2 separate regions of the Homo sapiens genome follow, and region 2 is linked to region 1. The links are chromatin loops, found by intact Hi-C in ENCODE. Cell type or tissue: PC-3. All regions are shown on one strand. Each heading gives the region's core, and the rest is flanking DNA. Links, peaks and the distances in the headings are about the cores only. Region 1 overlaps AMMECR1 (AMMECR nuclear protein 1). Region 2 holds the start of SNORD96B (small nucleolar RNA, C/D box 96B).

Region 1 (8,350 bases), core at 33-8,032:
ACAGATACTGAGCTAAAGTCCTTTCTGCAGTCATGGTCCTCTTTCTTGCTTCCCTGAACTACCAAACTGGCTAAGTGTCTCTCCTTTGTGTCCCATAATTCCTCATTCATAGCTATTTTCTTATCATTTACTGCTGTATATTAAATTCTATTCATGTATTTCTCTCCTTCACTTATTAGAGTATAAGCTCCTGAAGAGTGAGGATGGTCTTTTTCCTTTCTTATCCCAAGTGCATGGCAAAAATAGTAGAGAAGGTGCTTAATAATGGTTTCTTGTACTAAGTTGACCCCATCAACTGCAGTTTGGCTTCTCATCTTGTTTATCCTTGTGGGATGGCCTTGTACACTGTCTAAACCATTCTCTCTATTGCGAAAGAATGGGGCAAGGAAACTTCTTAGCTTTCTTTTTAGTCTCTTTTATTCCAGCCACTCTATGCTTTGAATACCTAGTTTTGACTTGCTTCCCGGTAACAGACTAAGTCTTTCAGGGGTATGGTATTCACAACTCTACCCTGTACTAGACAGTGTCATGTAGACTAGTAACTTGGAAGATTAAGGTATAAGAAATTGTTGAGGTCGGGTATTCTGAGCATCAGTATACACACTGATTTCTTCCCCAGAATGGTGATACTCAGGAAACCAGGGAGCCCCTGGTTACATAAGGAAGTGTGAACTGCTGCAGATAGAAATTGGAACAAGACATCCTCATTACTGTAACTCTGAGGTCTAATAGATGTCCTCCCTACAACTACAACAAGGTGGTCTGTGTTTTCCAGGATTGGAGAAGAAACCAAAACAATTTGACAGTTTTTGTCAACTAGGTCTGGAGGCACTTCCCTGAAGTAAAAAGATCATCTGATTCAACGACTCCTCCTCAGTCTCAGTCACATTAGGTGACTACACCAGTTAGTGTGTCTCTGCATTTTGGTTCTATTTGAGAAAAATGTTTCTGTATGGAAAGGTAACACAATAGTAAGAGATAGTTTATCCTTCATCCCCTCTTTTGACACCCTACTCTTGAATTCTGATAGCTGGAGTTCTTTTTCTTAAACCCACTACCTTCACAAGAAGGCAAACTGTTTAAACTCACCTATCTCTCACATGATAGTAGCTGGTCTCATAATTGACAGAATCATTGGCAGTAAGACCATTATCTCTTTTAACCAGTGGTTGAAAATTCTACTTAGTTGTCTATTGGAGCTCAAGAAACTATTAACTTATGAACGTAATTTAGTATTGAAGCACCTTGTGGGCCTCCTGGCTATCAAAGATAATCAGATACCCCAAAAGGACCCTTGAACTGGTATCAAAATTCAGTAGTAACTAATGTAGGATACTAGGGATTAGCCTCATGATTTTTTTTAACTAAGGTCTCCAGATGGCCAATGAATTTATGAAACCGGAAGGAGCTGGTGGAATGGGAGGACAGAGAAGATGACGTTAAGTAACTTTGCATACATGCTCTAATTTTTTTTTTTTTTTTTGAGACAGGGTCTCACTCTGCCACCCAGGCTGGAGGGCAGTGGCACAATCACAGCTCACTGCAGCCTCAACCTCCCAGGCTCAGGTGATCCTCCCACCTGAGCCTCCCAAGTACCTAGGACTACAGGCGCACAACACCATGCCTGGCTAATTTTTGTAAATTTTTTGTAGAGACGGGTTTTTGCTATGTTGCTCAGGGTGGTCTCAAACTCATGGGCTCAAGTGATCCGGCTGCCTGGGCCTCCCAAAGTGTTAGGATTACAGGAGTGAGCCATTACGCCCGGCCCATGCTCTAATTTTTTAATGGTCATGTGCCCATTGAGCATTCATCATTCAGGTGAGTCATAACTAGAGACTGTATAAGGGTATTGTGAAACTCTATGCAGTTCTTTAGTCATGCTGGGGTTGGGTTCTTTTAAAAACAGACCATTTCCAGATAGTAACCATATATTCTGGATTTCCAGGACAGCCCTGATTTCATTTTGTCCCATTGTGTCCATAAGTATACTTATGTTCGTTAGACGTTATGCCAGTTTTTGGCTTGGAAAATATGGACATCAGGCATATAAGGACTTCCTTCTTGCCAACTGAAAACAGTTCATCACAGCATAGCCTTGCTCTTTCAACCCTGCCATCCTAACTGCCAGCAGTCTCTGATTTTGCTCCCATCTTGTATCTCCCACACTTACTTTAACCCTTTGTGAGTTAATTTATCTCTTTTCTTTGGTGTCTCCTTGCCTCTGGAGTCCAGCAAATTGTGTATCCTTATACTCTCACAAAGCTACTTGTATCCTAGCATTTTGGTAATAGGATGTACTCTTTTGAAAAATGGGACACTTTCTTTTTTCCCAGGGTGCTCTTGGGGGTTGAAAACTGTTCTGTGAGATACTCATCTTCAGAGGCCTCCGAAAACACATTCAGTAAGAAGCAGTACTACTACTACTACCATGTATTGAGTGTTTACTATGTATGAGAAGTTGGGTAAAATATTTTTAAAATCTCATTTAATCCTAACCACCTGTGAGATTGGTAGTGTTCCCTTTTCACAGATAAGGAAATATACTTAGAGAGTTTGAGTTTTTCAAGATTCTGCATTTGGAAATCCTTGCTACATTCCAATAAGATATTAGTTGTGTACATACCAGGCTTAGAATTGTGGATGAACTACCAATGACTCCAACCCCATTATAGAAGAAATTTCACCTTTTTACTTGGTACCACCAGGAAATAAGTATTTCTATACTCTTGGTAGATGAATTTTTATACATTCTTCTTGTATACCACTGGTCCTCAAACTTGAGAATGCATGAAAACCACCTGAAGGGCTTGTTACTCCCAGTTTCTGATTCAGTAAGTGTGAGAATTAAGTGTGTAAAATTAAACTTGAGACTTAATTTCTAGTAAGTTCCCAGTGATGCCAACGTTGCTGGTCCAGGGACCACACTTTGAGTCATTGTTACATACTAATTATTTTTTATTCAGCAAATCATTATTCAGTACTTATGGTGTTCTAGGCACCGTTCTAAGCACTGTGGATATAATAATGAAAAGGTTAGGCAGGGTCTTTGTTTTCATAAAGCTTATAGTCTAGTGGGACAGATGACTAATTTTATTGGGATAAGTGAACAGGGATTGCCATAGAGAACAACAGAGTTGCTATCCTCTACTTTAGATGGGTTGAGAACCCTGTCTAAAGGATGGTAGTTGGGTCTCTTTGAGGAGGTGATAGTCTAAGACCTAAAGGATATGAAGAGCTCATATGGCTTTCACGCTTGAATTTTCTTAGCTCCAACTTCTGTTGCCATCACTGGTGATGACTACCTTGGGAGAACTCCATGAATTTCAGACTGACCCCTGTGTAATTCATTCTTTGGTACTTTGTGTGGCCTTGGCCAAGCTTGACTGAATAGTTCCTTTAAGATTGTTTACCCCCTCTCCACCCCAACCTTCCCCCACCATCCAGTATAGATACAGAAGTCAGAGGAATTTTAAGAGTGGGCTAATTTTGTCTTCTGGCTTCACCTAGATCACATTCTTTGGTATATGATGGCTTGAGAAGAATATATGCTAAGGAATTGTGCCTGTGAACCTGCCATTCATGGCCACTGCCCTTACCTTATAACTATCAATGATACCTTAAGATTCTGTCTTAATTGCCAGTTTGCAAATTTGCCTCAAAAGGGGAGACAGTGTGGGAATCTCCACAACTCCTTAGCTACCCTGATGTTAGGTTTCTCTAGGGAAGATTTCTAGATTCATGCAGTCTAAGAAGGTGTTGTCAGAGCAACACAAAACCAAACTTCCCTTCCAGTTGTGGTGACTAAAGCTGGAAAAATTCTAGATATTCGAAGGAGACTTTCTACGGAACTATCATGATTTCTTGCCTTCAGAGTTTTAGTTCTGAAGTTTGATGCCTTACTCTTTTTTTCCCCCCTCTGGTTCTGTCCTACCATGACTTAACCAGCTTTTCCTTTGAATCCCTCCTGCCTCTGGAGCCATTTCCTTGCTGTCTAGTTTCATTTTATTTTTTATTTTTATTTTTATTTTTGAGACAGAGTCTCACTCTGTCACCCAGGCTGGAGTGCAGTGGCAAGATCTCAGCTCACCGCAACCGCCGCCTCCTGGGTTCATGCGATTGATTCTCCTGCCTCAGCCTCCTGAGTAGCTGGGATTACAGGCCTGTGCCACCACGCCCAGCTAATTTTTGTATTTTTAGTAGAGATGGGGTTTCACCATGTTGGTCAGGCTGGTCTCAAACTCCTGACTTCAAGTGATCCACCCTCCTCGGCCTCCCAAAGTATTGGGATTACAGGTGTGAGCCACTGCACCCAGCCTCATTTTATTTTAATTAAATATTTTCTCTGGTATTCTGTTCCTTTGGAGGAAAAGAGACCCTTACCAGGTGCTACGGTATGAATATTTGTGACCTCCCACCAGATTTATATGTTGAATTCTAATCTCCAAGATGATGCTATTAGGAGGTGGGGTTATTTGGGAGGTGATTAGATCACAAAGGTGGGGCCCTCATGAATGGGATTGGTGCCCTTTTATAAAAGAGGCCCAAGGGAGCTCATTCATCCTTCCCACTGTGTGAGACACAGCAAGATGTTGTTGTTTATGAGGAATGGGCCCGCATCAGACACTGAGTCTGCTGGCTCCTTAATCTTGGACTTCCTGGCCTCCAGAACTATGAGAAATAAATTTGTTATTTGTGAGCTACCCATTTTATGGTATTGTAAATAGTCCAAACAGACTAAGACAACAGATATTTCTCTAGGTATTTTCAGGCAGAGCATTTCACTTGGCCTAGGTGTATGTATTTTTGGATAGCAGACTTCCTTAGTCTTCTCTCAATAAATTCCTGAACCAGAGAAGGGGAATATGAGTAATTGACTTTTCTGGTTGCCAAAGATGTCTTTAGTTTACATGAAAAATGTTTTGAACAGTTATCCAGTGCATGCTTAAATGGGCTGTCTCTTATAACACATCTGCACATACAGGCCAGATTTAACTACCTTACCCAGATTGAAAATTTCCTTTTCCTTGTGGACTCAGAAGTTTCTTCCTGCTAGTCTGGTTCCTGATGGTATACAGTGGATAAACATTTTTTTTTTGTTAACCCATATATCAACCATAAGAATGACTGAAATAAAAAAGGAAATGGTGTGCCAGCTCACTCATAGCTGGAGATGATAAACCTTTTCTGTTGCTTTAGAGCCAGATATCCTTGGTTGGTAGTGTCATGTCTGCTCCATATTAACAGTGTCTTGGGCAAGTAAACCAATCTTGCCGAGAAGAAGAAAATGCATATGAAAGCACCTAATAGTACTTAATTCATAATATCATAATATGCTCTCACTGAATGTTAATGCTTGCTTTCCTCCTTGATGTTCTTAAAGCCCTGAAACACTTGATTGAGCAAGGCATAATCTCTCATGGTGTACCCCATCAGCACCATAATCTTACATTTTCCAGATATGGAATCCGTTTAAGAACTACCTGCTTAATTATATTTATTATAAAAATGATAATCTCAGAGTATCCCTACTTCTTCAAGGTATCCAAGAAAGGAAATTAACAATTTTGGGCGTCTACCTAGTAGAGGTCTCATTGACCCAAAATGATGATAGCATTAATAATTATACCTTTATTGACAGAATTATAATACTTAGCAGTTTCCAGGAACTTTTTAATGGATAGCGTCCTTGGATTCCTGTAGCAGTTCATCAAGTAGGCAGTCCCCATCTTGCATATCTGTGTCCAAGGATGAAGGGAATAGGATGATTCCTTCATGGTCTTTTGACTGATGGATAGTGGAGCTGAGCTTTGGGCCTAAGTCTTCTGACACCCCTCCTTTCCCTGCCCTATTCCAGCACTTTTATCCAACTATGCCACATTTTTTTTTTTAATCTGAGGTTCTGGTACATGATTTCTCAAATTACTAGAATTCTAAGACAAAATGTTTCTTAGGTTTCACCTCATTTTATCTCTGAGATGTTTATGTTCCTAAGAGATAGTTCTTACGTGTGGGAGTTTTAAACTCTACCTAGAGGTCAGAGAAAGCTGTTTATGCCTTTGATGTAAATTTTGTGCACCATACTTAGACTATACTACACATTCCAAAACAGTATTTCTTGGGCCTAGACTTGTAACAAAACTCTCTAGTGTGATGTATTCTCATTCACTCTTTTATATTAACCTATTTTATTCTTTCAGCAAACATATTTAGCCCTTACTATGTGTCAGGGGATAGGAATAGGACCGTGCAAAAAGACAACCTCTGTTTTCTTGGAGCTTACGCTGTAGTGGATAGGAAATAAGCAAATGGGTAGTGATGTGTACTGTGAAGAAAAATAAAGCACTTTTAAATTTTCGCCCAAGCCATGAGATTACTAAATTGTGGTATCTATCAGTGACCCCTTGTAGACCTTATAGACCTTCTAAAAAGTTAGTTATTGAGAAGATGGCCCAGGAAAGGAACATTGTCTCTGACATCCCTGTGCAGTTTCTACCTTCTTTTCCATTATTTGAACTAAGATCTTGCTTTCTTGTATGGTTGTGAGCAACCCTGATCGAGTGGAGTGTAAGGGCATGGCCAAACAAAGACAGATTGGAGAGGAAGCCTGTTAGGAATAAAGCACCTTCGGAGAAACAGTCTCACAACAAATACTGTTAGAGTTGTATTTGTCATTTATCCTTTAAATGTAATGTGTTGCCTTATAGAGTGTCACATCAAGAACACTGAAAAGAGATGTATTTCAAAATATGTATTTAGCTATACAATGGTTAACAAAACACAGCATAAAAAGCAGCCTCCTTAAATGCTTCTAGTTTTATGGTGTACTACTGTAGAATGAGTTCTTTTTGACTGAAGTGTTTTAAAAGTTTTGAAGAACCAGGGAGTCTGCAAGTTGGAAAGAAGCCATTCTTACCATGAGGCAAATATACTTGAGTTTAATTTTTAAACTATAACTGCTGTTTGACCTTAAATTAAGACAGTCTGTTTTCATTGTGGTGTTTTACTGGTTTAACAATGAGAACATTTAAAGCAGCTGCCACCAATTAAAATGATTCATAAGTGCTGGTTGTAAATAAATATTCTTGAAATTTTAACTCAGTGAAGTCAGTCTTTTTAGTGGCACTTTCTTTCTGGAAAGCAATTTGGTAAAATGCATCAAGAGCTATAAAAATGTTCATACACTTTGATCTGGTAATTCAGTTTCTTAAATATCCTTAGAAAATAAAACTGAGATCTTGATAAACTTTAATAAATAAAGATGTCCCTCACAGTTTATCAAGGAAATAGTTGCCTAAATTATGGTCTACCTATATGATGTACCATGGGGCCATTAAAATATTTTTGAAGAGTATTAACCATATAGGAAAATGTTTATGCAATTCAGTTGAAAAACAAAACTATACAAAACCATACAGTATGATCCTAAAAATGTGAAAATATTTCCATAGAAAGAGTGTCAGGAAACATTATACATTTTCATTTTCTTTGGGTAGTGAGATTGTGTATGATATTTATTTTCTCCTTTCTACTTTTCTGTATTTTCTAGAATTTTTTATAGTGAACATGTATTGAATTTATAGTGAATAAAAATGTTATATAAGTATTTTAATCCTTTCAATAAGGGTGCCTTTTATGAATATCCAGTCCATTTATATTATTATGACCTAATTTTTTCCACATTTTCAGCTTTAGAGCATTTTTTTCTAGTGAATTTTTGTTTTTAACGTTTTAATGTTTATTTTTATGGCACATAATGTCAACAATTTTACCTCTGCTTGGTCTAATTTCTAGGTATTCTTCTTTAAAGCCAATAATTCAGTTCCTTGTTGGAATATTATTTTTCAGGTGGTTTACATCAAACAGCACACACATTCGTAGTATGTGGTAAAGAGAGTTGACTCTGGAGCCACAATGCCTGGGTCCAAATCTTGGCCCTACCACTTAGCAGCTATGTGACCACTGACAAGTTAATGGCTCTCTCTAATTCTCAGTTTCCCTTTCTTTAAAATAGGGGATAATAATAGTATCTACCTCATAGGGTTGTTATAAGGATTTCAAAGAGTTATTACATATAAGTACTTAATTTTAAAAGGCCTGGTATATAGTAAATATTCAATAAAAATTGGCTATTTTTAGTAGTGTGTGTGCATATATGCACACATATACACATACATATTTTCATGATAATTTGAAAAATGCCCTTTTATATCTGCCTTTTCTTTTATACAATTTTAATTTTAAAATGAAGGGTTTTATCTTATTTTCAGATAAAATTAGTTTTTCTTATATGCTTTGAAATTATTTCAAAAAGTTTTCAGCAATAGAAACCTGGTTTGCTTTCAATCATATT
Region 2 (8,350 bases), core at 191-8,190, 63 kb after region 1:
AAGTCATGAAGTGAAAACAAAAATAATCTAATCAAATCTGACAAGATGTCAGCCCCAAAACAAGAAAGGATCAAGAGCATTATTTAATTTATACTCACTGTCTTTAATAACAAAGCCTACTCTAAGTATCATGCTTTGATATATTAGCCTGTCATAGTAGTACAAGTATATACTTTATAAATATACATATTGAGGATGTGTGCTCAAACTTTTTTTAGTGATAAGAATACTCAATCAAAACTGTTTGGATCCTGGTGATGACAGACGACATTGTCAGCCAATCCCCATGTGGTAGTGAGGACATGTCCTGCAGTTCTGAAGGGATTCTATGGATTTTTTTTAATTTAAAAAACGAAAAACTAATTTTAAAAAAAAACAGCTTGGAGACTGCTATTTTAAATGAGGAAAGCAGTTGCTGCCTATGGAATCTCTCATCTCTCATTCTGTATCTGCTGCTTAGAAATCATTTTTCTTGTTTTTGTTTTGTTTTGTTTTGTTTTTTACCTAAGGATTTTGCTATAGTATGAATAGTAGGATAGAGAGTAATATATCTAAATCCATCAAACATGATTTAGGGAACTTTATTTCTGATAAACATTTCTTCTACAGAAGTAAAAGAACAATTCCTGCCCAAAAGATTTAAAAACTGTAGTTCAAGAAAACTAAGAAACTGTTTCAAAGCAGCATATGAATCCCTGCCTGCAGTATAATGGAAACTCTTGATGAAGATGTACCTTACTTGATGTAGATTTGTTTCTGAAAAATATATATATATCTTTTTTTTATTTCTGTAAAACTCCCTGTAACTCTGAGTCAGTTGGTAACCAGTAAACCAGTAGCATATTGTAAAACAGATCTTTTCAAAAAGAGCGCTAACCTGCTCTGATTATTCCTCTCAGCAGTCCTATAGCATGATTTTAACACGTATTTTATACATATCCATATATTATTTAGTAATCTATTCTTATATTCTCCATGGCTCTTTGCATAATAAAAAGCAAATAGTGGGTGTTTAATACTTATTTTGAAAATGAAAGAAAATGAAATGAAAACACCAGAACCTGGAAAGGTAGTCATTATCCCCCGAGATGGCCACATTTAATTCCTAGAGAAGATAACTTGTTTAGTTCTTCCCACAGCACAGCTTAGTCCTGTGGCTCCCTTTCTTTCACCAGAGCCATAATATGGGGCAGCCCTGTGGACAGACGGATGATCAATCAGAGTTCTTTGACAGCCACTACTTATTGAGTAGGTTAGTAAAGGCACTTGTGCAGTTATTATTATTTTATTTGTTACAGTTGCTCCATTAGGTGGGTACTGTTATGATCTCCATTTCATAAATGAGGAAATGAAGGCTGGCATAGATTAAGAGACTTGCCCAAATGTCACACAACTAATGTATAGTGGAGCCAGGATCCAAATGCAAGTATATCTGACTCCAGAACCCAAGCTGTTGGCCATTGTAATATGTTATGTTCTAGAGAACTGTGAAATAGTGCTCATTAATTAACGATTACTTCAATTTTGCATTTTAGGAGCTATATTTATTGGCATAAGTCACAGAGAACTGTTGTTATACCTTGGAGACACACTTTTGATGGGTCTGGGGAAGTAATACTAATTTGGGATTGTAGACCAGGTTTCTAAATTCCAATTCAGTTCAAGAGGTGGTTCATTCAGTTTTATAGTATATCCTAACTTAAGAGAACACACGGATGAGATCCCTGGAAATTTTGCCAGTCTGTGTGTTACACAGTCTCTTGAAGGTAGAGACAATCTCATATCTTCACATTTCCAAGCTTATAATTGTCAGTGGTCATATCGTAATCTTTTCCAAACCCACACATTTTTTTCTTGCCAAGGCCTCGAGAGCACTGTTGTTATGGTGTACAGTAACAAATGACCCAGTTATATTGAGTTTTAAAGATGAACCAGATTCATAAAGAGAAAATTAAATTATATTCATTTTACTTTGGCAGATTTTCATCAGAAAAACATAATTTAAACAAAAATAGTTTCTAGTAGTTCATTTCTAAAAACAAGATAGAGTAAATCTAGAAACTCTGCAGAGAAAGCATTATGTAGACATTTTGTAGAGGGAAATAAGAAATACTTTCTGTATATACAAACATTTAGCCATCTGTTTCTTTATGTATCTTTTATTTTCCAGTTTTAGCTCTGCTCCACTAAATCAAATTCAGACCCAATTCTCTTAATTTAGAGGGGAGGAATTTGTGGCCTAGGAGGCAGATTCTGATGATACTTGCTGGTCCTCACAGCTGGCAGCTCACAGGGAATTTTCCCTTCCTGGTGGGCAGCTATGGCTATCTCATAGAGAGTAGAGGCTTTTAAGAATGCAAGATCAGAGCATTTCAGGAACTTTAATCAGAGGGCAGTAAGTGATAACACTCTAAAGCCTAAGTGAATCTCATAGGATAGAAGCCCGATAATATATATCAAAACCTACTGAACCTGTTATCCTTTATCTCCCTCTCCTCTCTCTTACTTTTCCATTCTCCCTTTCTTGCTTTCTCCTTGTTTCTTTGCATATGTCTCTATTTGAGCCCTTTCTAAGTGTCCCCCTTTTTTGTACTTTCTTTGACTCCTACTTCTTTTTTCAGCTTCTTGCTTTTCTCTTCCTTTCTCTTTTTACATATTCCTTTTTCCTTTTTCTTTCTTTTTTTTTTTTCCAGAATTGGATAATATGGTTTTTTTTTTTAATTTAAGTTTTAGGGTACATGTGCACATTGTGCAGGTTAGTTACATATGTATACATGTGCCATGCTGGTGCACTGCACCCACTAACTCGTCATCTAGCATTAGGTATATCTCCCAGTGCTATCCCTCCCCCCTCCCCCGACCCCACAACAGTCCCCAGAGTGTGATATTCCCCTTCCTGTGTCCATGTGATCTCATTGTTCAATTCCCACCTATGAGTGAGAATATGTGGTGTTTGGTTTTTTGTTCTTGCGATAGTTTACTGAGAATGATGTTTTCCAATTTCATCCATGTCCCTACAAAGGACATGAACTCATCATTTTTTATGGCTGCATAGTATTCCATGGTGTATATGTGCCACATTTTCTTAATCCAGTCTATCATTGTTGGACATTTGGGTTGGTTCCAAGTCTTTGCTATTGTGAATAATGCCGCAATAAACATACGTGTGCATGTGTCTTTATAGCAGCATGATTTATAGTCCTTTGGGTATATACCCAGTAATGGGATGGCTGGGTCAAATGGTATTTCCAGTTCTAGATCCCCGAGGAATCGCCACACCGACTTCCACAATGGTTGAACTAGTTTACAGTCCCACCAACAGTGTAAAAGGGTTCCTATTTCTCCACATCCTCTCCAGCACCTGTTGTTTCCTGACTTTTTAATGATTGCCATTCTAACTGGTGTGAGATGGTATCTCATTGTGGTTTTGATTTGCATTTCTCTGATGGCCAGTGATGATGAGCATTTTTTCATGTTTTTTGGCTGCATAAATGTCTTCTTTTGAGAAGTGTCTGTTCATATCCTTTGCCCACTTTTTGATGGGGTTGTTTTTTTCTTTCTTTCTCTCCTATCTTCTCTTCCTTTTGTTCCATCCCTTAGTTCTTTCCTCTATTCCCCATGAATTACCCATCATATCATATTAAGCATATATATTAAAATTAATAAATGTTAATGGTCATTGAGCAGCAAGAAGGTTTTATTATTACTGTAAAAGGAAAAACATCTCCCAGTTAAGTAACACTGTACATATAGCTTACAATTGAAACTTTTCTTTTGAGTAACAGCCCTCACCAAAATAAGGCACCTTTCCTCCTTCCTTAACCATAATTGTGTCTTTTGTTCTTCCTCTCTACCCTTAGGTTTGATGAATAGGCACATTTTTACATTTTGTTTTGTGTCCATTACTTCGTGAATTTTAGAAAGCTAAAATTGCTACTTAGTGAGACAGAGCGGTAGATAATTTTTCAGATGTGGGTTTAGGATTCTAGTATTCTGAGTTTCTGGGGTTCAAACATGCCATGTATGCATTCTATTCCAGAAGCTCTAGCAGGGAATGACAGAATATGGAATTTCCTGGTGGTTGAAACCCCTCATGAAAAAACTGCTTTTAGTTTTAGACTAAAACATAGTTGAATTGCTTCTCTTTGCCTGTCCAAACAGGGATTTTTAATTTGGGTTTTAATTACTTCCTTGTCCTGAATAATAGTTATATGTAATATGAAGCCCCTCTCAGTTTGATAACTTTCCAGCAGTTAACCGATTAAGGTCAACAATATTTTAGAAAGTGAATGAACAAGTGAGCAAATGACTAGACAGAGTCCCTTAAATTATTTCTGTTACATGCTCTATCGTTTACGATGAGCCTTGTAATATCTAAGGTTTTGCCTCTTTTCAGCGACTTTTTTTTCTTTTTAGCATAGTTTCCAGGCACTGTCACAAACTCTTTGGTTCTTTCATAGCTAAACTCTTAATATCTTTTCTTAAAATGTTCATTTTTATTAAAGTACTATATAACATTATATATTAACTTTGACAAATGTTAACGTTCCTTCTCAATTAGGTGAGGTGTATTCTTGAGAAGGTGCCAATTTGAATTGAATATATTTGAATTTGATATGTGAACTAAACTGTAATTGTTTAAAGCTTACCCATCCATCATATGGGTGATGGAGCAGCTGACTGATTTTACATGTAAGTGTTTTGTTTTGTTTTTCTAGCAATATTTAAACATTAGAAAATGATTTCCTATTCTAACAAAGAGAAATTCATATGAATTTACTTACAGGACCCCCTTGTCAGTTCCTTAGACTGCCTAGAATTTAAATTGGCAGATACTACTTTGGTATAAAATGCTTTCTATGGACAGTATTAATATTTTAAAATGTTTTACTCCTGCAGATTTCCAGTAGACAGGAAGTCTAGCTCTGTTTACCCTTTGGCTACTAATGAGTGCTGCTGAATGATTATTTATCATCTTTAGGTAGAGGTACCACAGGTATGAGATCAGAATTGCCAAGTAAGGCAAGCATTTAATTTTAAAATTTGAAAACAAATCCATGCAAAGGTGACAACTAAAGTATAGATACTCGAAAGAATTTTGGACTTGAGTCAGAAAATCTCAGTTGTATCCCTACCCTTGTCATTAACTTAGCTGAGTCACCTTGAGTAAGTCACTGCCCAACTCCAGATTACAGTATTCTCTCTAAAAGCACAATTTCAACATTGCATATTCTAAAGAGAGCTTGGTTAAGGAAAGCTTGGTTGAGGAAAGCTGAATCTTGTTGTTTATCAGCTATCCACACCAGCCTGGCAGCTCTGAGGTCAGTCTCCAGCTGTATTTTCATCTTTTTGTAATCTCTTAAATCCTTGCAGGCTTTCATTGCTAGTTCATTTCCCTAGAAATTTACATTTAGAGACATTGAGGACTTCCTACCTTTGTAATTTTTCTGTGTTCATGAATTTAATGAAAAATTACTTAGAGCTGGCTAAAAAATGCAAGAATCAAAAGTCTTGTTTAAATGTCTCTGTAAAATCAGACTATTCCCATCATGACTAACAACCTTTACTATTTCAGAGTTTTGAAATCAGTATGTTTGAATCTTGACATGGTGAGGCACCATTGTCATTTTATCCCATTCATTGTTCTAGCATTTTCCTACTAACTCCTTGTTCTAAACATTCTTCTTTTTTTTTAAGCCTAGAATGAGTGAACAAACAACAAGGCTCCATGTCATGAGAAAAGCACTGTAGCCTGATCTTCACTTATGTTTTAGGTATTTGAAAATTACATTGATTTCAAATAGTTTGAACTGCATTGAGCTAAAACTTATCTTTTATTGGTCTGCTAGGAAATGAACTAAACAAAATAACTTGCCTCAAAGTATTGAGAAATTAACTGTATAGCGACTTCAGCATGTGTATTTTTAAAATGAAAAAGCTAGAGCTAGGTACAAAATGTGCTTCATTAAAGGAGGTCTAGCACTATATTCAAAAGGTCAAACAACAACAAATATTGGTGTGGATGTGGAGAAACTGGAACTCATACATTGCTGCTGGGAAAGTAGAATCGTGCAGCCATTGTGAGAAATAGTTCATTGGTTCCTCAAAAAGTTAAAGGTAGAATTACCTTTATGATCCAGCAGTTCCACTCCTAGCTATCTATCCAAGAGAAATGAAAACATACATCCACATTAAAACTTATACATCAATTCCCTAGCAGCACTATTTATAATAGCCAAAAAGTGGGAACAGCCCAAATGTCCATCAACCAATGAATAGGTAACAAAATTTGGTGTATCCATACAATGAAATATTATTAGGCAATGAAAAGAATGAAGTACTGATACATGCTACAACATGGATGAAATCTCAAAAATATGCTAAGTGAAAGAAGCCAGACGCTAAAGGCAATATATTGTATGATTTCATTTATACAGAATGTCCAGAATAGGCAAATCCATAGAAACAAAGTAGATTAATGGTTTCCAGGAGCTGGGAGTGGTGCCAATATGCAGTGACTGCTATTGGGTACGTAGTTTCTTTTAAGGATGATGAAAATGTTCTAATATTGCATAATGGTGATGGTTGCACAACTGTGAATATACTAAAAGCCATTGAATTATATACTTTAAAAGGGTGAATTTTGTGGTATGTGAATTATATCTCAATAAAAGTGTTATGGATTAAAAACATTAGTGACTGTATTACTATAACTATTTGAAATTATAAAAGTATATTTAAATTACATTTTATGCCAGGACTAGGGGCGGGGGGGAATGGGGAGTTAGTATTTAATGGGTGCAGAGTTTCAGTTTGGAAAGATGAAAAAGTTCTGGAGATGGAAGATAGTGATAGATACCCAACAAATATATTTAATTTTACAGAACTATATACTTAACAATGGCTAAAATAGTAATTTTATGTTATGTATATTTTACCACAGTAAAAAAATCCATAACCCCCTAAGATTATATTTTATATTATTCTAATGAATGATGTGTCTTTTACTCTTTTTCTTCTTTTAACAGTAAAACTGAAAATGTGATTGGCCTTTTGTTTTTTATGCATATAATTCTTCTGGTCTGTATTTTAGAACTTCTTTCCTGTGTGGCGTTGGGGGATGCGGGTGGTTACACACACACGTCTTTATCTTGGCTTTGAATGAGAACTTGGAAGTATTTTTTAAAACTTTTATTTGTCAGTAGGAAAATAAAAGAAGCCAAACCATAGGAAATTTACGTAATTAAATTATAAAATAGTGAAATGCTGTTCTCAGAGTATGAATTATCACAGATTTCCTGATTTTCTTGGTTAATCTTGGCATCTTGAATGGGAAAAACATATATACTTTTATACATATATAACATCTCTGTATCTTCCTATAAGCATTTTCCTTTGTATAGCAGGATAAAATGAGCACCAAAATGTGGTGCAAATATAAAAACGCAGTGGATGAGCTTCAAAATGCAAACAAAGGGATGGGAAAATGAAAAAAAGAAAATTCAGCAGTGAGAAAGTCACTGAAAAAGGAATTAAATTCTTTCCAAGTCTATGGAACTATGTTATGACCCAAGCAGTTTGTAGAGTCTGAGTTTGTAACCTCTGAGGATAAATCCATGAAAATATTTCTAAGCCTGGCTACTATCTAGGACATTTGAAGATGGATGTTATGAATACCAGTAGTGCCATTAATATAGTAGGCAATCAGAGGTATGTTTGTTTTTCTTAATCAGGAAGTGGTTTCTTTTAAAAGTATAAGGAACACACACTGTGTGTGTGTGTGTGTGTGTGTGTGTGTGTGTGTGTGTATTTTCTATTCCGTTGCAGGAAGAATTATGGTTTTTCCACATTTTACAGTGGGGTTTTCTAGAGTTTGGCACTATGATATCCTACACTTGATTACAGGATCCAATCAGAGTTGATGTACTCAGAAATTCATTGACATGATTAATGGTCTCCTAATCATACTTTTATTTCCTAGATTAGCCCTATTTCCTGTAGTTTCACAATTTTTGAGTCATATGTTAAATTATCCTTTATTGGGGGCCTGAAATTCTTATGAGTATTTTTAGTCTATAATTTGCATGATTATTTCTTTTCTTTGTTTTTTTTTTAATTGAAGAAAATGAAATTTTGATCTTCCTTTGAATTCTTTGAGTGCTGTTCTATGGTGACTGGCCTTCCTAGTATAATCTTTTTTAAAACAATATTGTATATATGTGTATGTTTGTATACATATATATGTATACATACACACACACATATACACACACATATATATATAATTTTACTGCCACCAGCACTAGATCCAGAAATCTTCCTACAAGTTTCCACTAGTCTAGTTTTTATT

Evidence for each region. A loop is a pair of places that touch in the nucleus more often than their neighbours do. Peaks named below come from ENCODE experiments on the same cell type or tissue, not always from the same donor. Only the 100,000 strongest peaks of a DNase experiment are listed, where the experiment ranks them.
Region 2: a loop joins it to region 1, with 2.7 times the contacts of the local background. A loop is called at or near these places in 5 of 110 quality-filtered maps.

What each region holds. Positions count from the first base shown.
Region 1 is chrX:110,279,805-110,288,154 of GRCh38, reverse strand. The region is part of intron 1 of AMMECR1 (AMMECR nuclear protein 1); the gene reads left to right. Among named protein-coding and RNA genes, the nearest start is that of AMMECR1, 34 kb to the left of the region's middle. In PC-3, for the core only: no CTCF peak of the experiment used is centred there; DNase peaks (open chromatin) are centred at 1,884 and 3,784; H3K27ac peaks cover 4,599 bases.
Region 2 is chrX:110,216,961-110,225,310 of GRCh38, reverse strand. The region is part of intron 2 of AMMECR1 (AMMECR nuclear protein 1); the gene reads left to right. SNORD96B (small nucleolar RNA, C/D box 96B) reads left to right here and starts at 251; the gene lies at 251-322. In PC-3, for the core only: no CTCF peak of the experiment used is centred there; a DNase peak (open chromatin) is centred at 5,140; H3K4me3 peaks cover 329 bases; H3K27ac peaks cover 2,090 bases.